Linked DNA regions of Homo sapiens: region 1 is linked to region 2. The links are chromatin contacts, found by Hi-C or POLR2A ChIA-PET in ENCODE. All regions are on one chromosome and are shown on one strand. Each heading gives the region's core, a stretch centred on a gene start or an enhancer-like site at or near the end of the contact. The rest is flanking DNA. Distances are from core to core; before and after follow the strand shown. Region 1 overlaps CASZ1 (castor zinc finger 1). Region 2 overlaps PEX14 (peroxisomal biogenesis factor 14).

The links. Hi-C counts contacts between places; a loop is a spot of excess contacts on that map. ChIA-PET counts read pairs that join two places held with the same protein, here RNA polymerase II (POLR2A). Pooled maps may share reads with other maps.
Region 1: a loop to region 2 is called in a pooled map, with 2.2 times the contacts of the local background. The contact joins two enhancer-like sites. A Hi-C loop is called at or near these places in 1 of 50 pooled maps. POLR2A ChIA-PET finds 5 or more read pairs at or near these places in 3 of 52 experiments (BJ, HEK293 and Panc1).

What each region holds. Positions count from the first base shown.
Region 1 is chr1:10,716,190-10,719,241 of GRCh38, forward strand. The region is part of intron 2 of CASZ1 (castor zinc finger 1); the gene reads right to left. Among named protein-coding and RNA genes, the nearest start is that of CASZ1, 79 kb to the right of the region's middle. Within about 2 kb of position 1,521, at least 2 of the 41 ENCODE cell types and tissues checked have a DNase peak (open chromatin) inside an H3K27ac peak, as active enhancers do.
Region 2 is chr1:10,493,939-10,497,265 of GRCh38, forward strand. It overlaps PEX14 (peroxisomal biogenesis factor 14), which reads left to right. Exons shown (of 9, transcript NM_004565.3): 2 at 1,336-1,383. Among named protein-coding and RNA genes, the nearest start is that of PEX14, 21 kb to the left of the region's middle. RefSeq lists a silencer at 734-1,028 and an enhancer at 1,491-1,550. Within about 2 kb of position 2,058, at least 20 of the 41 ENCODE cell types and tissues checked have a DNase peak (open chromatin) inside an H3K27ac peak, as active enhancers do.

The DNA.
Region 1 (3,052 bases), core at 271-2,770, 220 kb after region 2:
GCACCCAATCTGCTCCCCACAGCACCCAATCCACACTCACAGCACCCAATCCCCACCCCATAGCACCCAATCCCCACCCCACAGCACCCAATCCACACTCCACAGCACCCAATCCGCTCCCCATCCACATGGCTCTCGGGTAGACCCGGAGTGCTGATACCTGCCTCCATTTCCAGAGGAAGTCACATGCACAAGCCGGCTAGAAGAGGCACAGGCAGAGAGGCATGGATGGGGACCCCGGCTTAAATCTGGCTTGCTCACATCAAAAGATTCATGGGGAGCAGTGGGCAGAGGGAGACGTATGGACCATCTGGGGGGATACTGAGGGTGGCTGCACTTGAGCCCCTGTGCTGAGCGTAAAGCCAGACCCAAGGGAAGGGGCTCCCCAAGCGAGAGCAGCAGAACGAATGCCCCGGTGCAGAGAGTAAGAAGAGGAAGAACAGGCGGAAGTGGCACTCTGCTGTTCTGCTGACCCTCTAGACAGCACAATAAATCTAGACTGGCCAGGATGGAGGGGCTCCCCAAGAGCTGCCCAGTGGCAGGTAGCACAGAAAGTCCTGGAATGCCACTAGTAGGCAGGGCCAGGCCACCTCCCTGGGCTGAGACCCGGCCCTGAGCATGGAGTCAGTCCATCCCCCAAAGGCTTTCTCAAGCCTTCCCCTCTCCAGCTTCCTTAGCCACATTGTACAGAGCGGGGGTCCCTTTCTTGGAGTTGCAATGACAGGCGGCTCTCTCTCCCTGGCAGTCTCTTTTACGTTCGGTCAAACTTCTCCCCCATCTCAAGGCTGCCCCTGCCTTCACCAGCACAGGCAGGCGGGGCACAGACCTAGCAGAGGGCTGGGCCTCAGGGCTCCCCTAGAGAGACTCAGATGGGCTGGGCTGCTGGAGGGACAGGAGCAGGAGGGACAGACGGCCAGCGAGGACACTGGGGAGGGCGTGTCTCCTTAATAAGCCCTTTCTCTGGAAGAATCAAAATCATTATAGTATTTTTACCTAATGACAGAAAAATCTACGAACGCCTGCCTATCAGCACTTTCCAAAAAGCCCCTGCAGTTCCCACGGAACCCACTCACCCCACCCCCAGCCTCTGCAGCTCCCCAGTTCCCCAAACTTCCCACTTGGCTTCTCTGCCTTTCTGTCCGATGCATCTTTCCTGCCTTGCCGTGCTGGGGTGTTGGTGAGTTGTTGGAGGTTTTTTTTTCTTTTCTTTTCTTTTTTGCTATTTATCAGCAGGTTGTGTGGAGCTGAGTGGTGTGAGCCTCACCCTGCTAAATAAAGCTTTGGTATTTCTGATAAAGCCATCAAATTCCTTATCGCACTGACACAAAGTGCATTTAAAGAGACAGACACCCTGTCCCTCCCTCCTCACCAGCCCCTGCCCCCTCCAACCAGTTCAGATTTCCAGCTGCTCAGACACTTTGGGATCAGACACCAAATACGGCTCCTGAGGACATGGATGGGGGGCAGGGGGCAGGGGACAGGGGCGGAGGTAGAAAACCCTTGCCAATTCCCCCCCAACTGATGTCAGAGCTGCCGGCACCCTGAACTCGGTCCCAGGGCGTGGCATGGGGCTTCCTGACCCAACTCTGGAAGCCGAAGGGAGCTATGAATAGAGACGTCCTGCACCGGAGGACGTCCTCATAAACAGAACAATCCTGTGGTAGGACAACAGCCATCAGTGGGAGGAAGAGTCCGGGCAGGCTGGTGGGCCTTTAAGGCTGTGCAGCCGCTGCGAGCACGCCTGGTCGCCTCAGCGACCAAAGCGGGTGCAGGGACGGGCCGAGGGGGCTACGGAGGCCCATTCAACACTGGGCAGACACACTCAGCAAAGCCTGACTTCACACATCCCTGGGAGGTGGGTGGAACTGCCTTCCCATTTGACAGATGAGGAAACTGAGGCTGGCCCAATGCCACAGGGCCAGGGGCAGGCCCAGCTGGGGCCCCAGCCCAGGCTTGTGGACAGCAGGGCTCGGCTCTGCTAAGTGAGAGATGTTCCTCCCCCGACTGGTTCGCAGTCTCCCCTTCCGCCCTGTTGCCGTCCACTCCCCATTTAGGATCCCACAAGACAGGCCTTCCTGTGTCCCCGTGCCCACTCCCACCTCCTCGGCCCTGACTCGGCAGCCCAGGCCCTGCGCCCACACACAGCCTGTTGGTTGAGGAATCAAATTTATTATTTTTAATTATTTTGATTTATCAAAGCAGCAGCTACAATCATATTAAACCAACTTGGCTTCTTGGCATTTAACAGATATAGCTGCCGCAGGACTCCCCCAGACTCCATAAAACATCCAGTCTGTCCACCTGCTCCCCAAGGAGGGCACGCCAGGCTCCTTCTCCAAGAACCCCAAATTGGAAGGCCACTAGGCCCCCACTTCTGGTTCTGCCCTGCCAGAGGCACATGCAGCCAAAGTCGCTGAGGGCCAGAGGGTGGGAAAGGAACAGGCTGGGCAGAGCTGCCAGTGCCTTGGGACACAGTCACCTCCATGCTTTAGCCCAGGAGACCCTGCCGGAGTCCTGACCCACTGGGGAGTGGGCAGCAGACCCAGGCCCACAACGTCTCCACTGGCATCCGTAGGAGTCTGCTCTATCCCACACCTATGACTGGGCACTTAACCTGCAGGAGCCAAATCATTCTGCAGAACCTTGCCCACAAGAGGAATTACTGCCTCTTTCTTTTTCTTTTCTTTTCTTTTTTTTTAAGACAGGGTCTCTCTTGCTCTGTTGCCCAGGCTGGAGTGCATTTGTGCATTTGGTATTTCTGATAAAGCCATCAAATTCCTTGGTGTGATCTCTGCTCACTGCAACCTCTGCTTTCCGGGTTCAAGCAATTGTTGTGCCTCAGCCTCCCGAGTAACTGGGATTACAGGCACTCGCCACCACACCTGGCTAATTTTTTTTTTACTTTTAGTGGAGGTGGGGTTTCCAACCATGTTGGCCAGACTAGTCTCGAACTCCTGACCTCAAGCAATCTGCCCGCTTCCGGCTCCCTAAGTGCTGGGATTACAGGCGTGAGCCACCGCACCCGGCCCCGTGCCCCTTTCTTGTAAGGGGA
Region 2 (3,327 bases), core at 808-3,307:
AGTCGGATGTGTATCTCAGAGGGGTGTGGGCTGGAGCTCTAAAGGTTTGAAGTTACCAATGCCTGGAGCTTTGGGAGGACAGGAGGCAGGGAGGCAGGGGAAGCTTGCTCACATTCCCTGAGACGGACCCTCACTTTCTAGATCGTTTCCTGCTGGCTGACCTCTTGTCCTGGGGTGGTGAGGCTCTTGGGACAGGACTTCGGATGGAGGGATAGAGGCCTTCACCCAGCAGAGTGCTTGCCACTGTGCTGTGTGCCAGCTAATGTGGTAGTAGCTGGGCATGAGGAATTTTTGGGAACCCTCTGCAGACCGGGCCTCTGTCCTTTTCCAAGGCGGCCTGGCACTTCCATCTGATCTGTAATAGCCGGGAGAATGGAGGCTGCAGGCTGTCTCCTGGGACACACAGATTTTGCTGCACTTGTCTGGATATTAACTGTAGATAGATGGCAATTGGCCTGACCATCAGTCACAGTAAACTAATCATAGCTCACTTAGCAGCATACCTGCTTACTTTATTCTTTTGGAGATTTGTAAATTTCTTCAGAATCTGTCTCTACCTCTGCCTCTCCCTTTCTCTAAATTTTGGCCAGATCAGTCAAGGGTCGAAGGCGCCTGTGAGGGTGAGGTAGTGGCCCCAAGGAAGAGGAAACGGGCTAGAGCCAGGGCCTCGGCCACAGTGCTGCCTGCTCGCCTGGAGGTTGGTCTGCTTATATGCCAGCCTGTCACTAGCTTATTTCCAAGAAGGATTTAAGCCTGGGGCTTTCTTTACTATTGTGGGGTGGTGTCCTTAGTGGCAGGTGATGAATAGGAACCTGTGTAGTTTACTGGCTTCTGGGCTCCAGAAACTAGATGCCCAGAGAAAATCCTGAGCGTGGGCAGCTGGGGCCCCCTGGTGGTGGAATCTGGTTCTCCACTGCTGCGCGACTTTTCTTCCCAGTCCCCTGACGTTGGGGAGGTGGCAGAAAGAGGAGGTGTTGTGCTCTCTCTTCAGGCCTTTTCTCTGGACTCTACTCTTCCCGTGGATTTTGGGATGGTCCCCAGCCCTTGCTGCTCAGTAGGTGATCGTGGGCCTTCCTGAGCAGAACCAAGCCTTGTTCTTGGAGTGGTGTGACAAGTGAACCCAGAAACAGTCTTCATCTTCCCTGGTGAATTCAGACTCTTTGGGCTACTTTTTACAGGTAGTCCACTGCAAAATACTCTTGTGTCGTGAAAAACCAGTGAGAGATGTGAGAAAGAGGTGCCAGCGTGCATCGTTTGAGAACGGAACATCTTTGGTTTTTTGATGTCCATTGGGTGGCACTGTGATCTTATTTTTGTTTCCATTTTTCTCTGCAGCCAAGCTCTACTCCAGGAAGTGAAAATGTGCTGCCTCGAGAGCCGCTGGTAAGTACCCAAGATATGTGGTATCACTTTCTAGTAATTAAAATGCCACGCGAGTGAAAAGAAACCTTCTGTTCCTATGGTTCTGCGTCAGTAGTGTCCCTTTAAAAGTAGCTGTTACCTAGAGACTGCCTCTGTCAGTGACCTCTGACTTCTCTTCTCGCGTGTGGGGACGAGTGAGATCTCTCCTTAGTAAAGGCTGGTCCTTTCTAGGACTAAAAGCATCCACCCCAGATGGTCCTGCACCACTTTGTTTGTGGCTGATCAATAGTAATTAGTGAGATTCCTGCGCCCGTGGGAGGCTGAGGTGGAGTGAGGTGGCTGGGCTTCTAGATTGTTTGAAGTAGCCGCCCTCTGCTCTGCCCCTCAGGGTGCGAGCGCCTCAGTGGTCTTTAAAGAACAGGTAAGCGATGGAATTCTGGTTTTGCCTGGTCAGTAATTGTGTGATTGTCATTCCCAACGCTGTCTTCTTAGACTATGGATAGGGAAGAGGCCTATTAAGCACTGCAGGTAATTTTCTCTCCCAAGTGCTTTTCATTTGGTGGCCAGAGTCCCAGGCTGCCCACCCCATTTTCATTCTTTTTTGCTTTTCAGGGCCTGCTGTAAGTCCTCTTGGCTGGGTAGTAAGACTGGCTCTGTATAAACCAGATAAGTTTGATGGGAGAGCCAGCTCTAGGTTTAACTTTTCAGAGCTTTTTCTTCCTGCGTAGCGATAGCAGGCGTAGGGCTGTACTGCCAAGGCTTTGTTTCAGCAGGGCCTGTGGTTTCACCTGTTCTGCTTCACTCCCCTTCTGGCAGTCGCGGGAGGAGATGACGTGAGGGACTTAGCGGGTATGAACACGTCTGAATTCCAGTGTGTACGAAGGCTTTCCCAGGCTGAGGGCGAGTTGGATCCAGTTGAGCTGTCTGTAGAAAGGCCGAGGTGATACAAGCACTGCTGGGACTGTTTCAGGGGAGCAGTGTTGTCATTCATGTCACCTGCTGTTACGTCACCAGTTACGGGCTTATATCCCAGCACTCCCACGGTGGCCTCGTTTCACTCTTTTGGTATTGCCCAGTTCCTTCCTTGAGGTCATGGTGGTGGGAAAGCCCAGGAGGCCCCACCTTGCTAGTCTCTCCGGACGTCTGCCTGCTTCCCTGGGGCCTGCCTCAGTGCCCCTCAGGCCGAAGTTGTGGTTGTTTTAGACTGAAGTGCAGATTGAACACCATAGGCCGCTGCAGTCCTTTCCTTCCTCTCTCTTTTCAAATTTTGATGTACCCATTTAACTGGTCATCGGAGGAGTGGCCAGTCCATCTTTTGGGGCTTGATTCGACAAGCTCTTTGGGAGCCCTGAGCAGTTGGCCAGCTCACTGATTTCTGGTATTTGGAGCCCTGCAGACCCCTTGCTCTGCTAGTGTTTCTGTGCCCTGCTCTTCCTGCTGTACTGTGCATCTGCTTGTTGGTTGGTTGTATTTTTATTTCTTTCTTTTCTGGGAGGCCCTGAGCAGTCTTCAAACCCTAGTAGCCTGTGATCGTCCAGAGTTCAGACTCATTCTCTCCAGGCCAACTCCACAATTACCTTATATTTAATTAATATTTTTTCTCCTCTTTACGTACTTGCTGCATAATTGCTCAGAGGAAAGAAAACACATAGCGGCAATTTATATATATATATAAAATAATAATTAAAAAAACCCCCGAAATAAACTCCCATCTCATTTGGGCTGATCCTATGAGTTGGGTAATTAGGGCCCTATTAAAAGGTAGACCCTTTCTCCTTCCCCCACTTTTTTGTTTATTAAATTTTTTATATTAAACTCCCACAGTCTCTCAGTCATGCCCTTATTGCTTTTGGCCAAGCATTTGCAGCAGCCTGATTAAACGGGGGCACCAGCTGAGTCGCGTGGTCTTGTGTGAACTGCTTCTTCCTCCTGGGAGTGGTGTTGGGAGGGTGTCAGGCAGAGGAG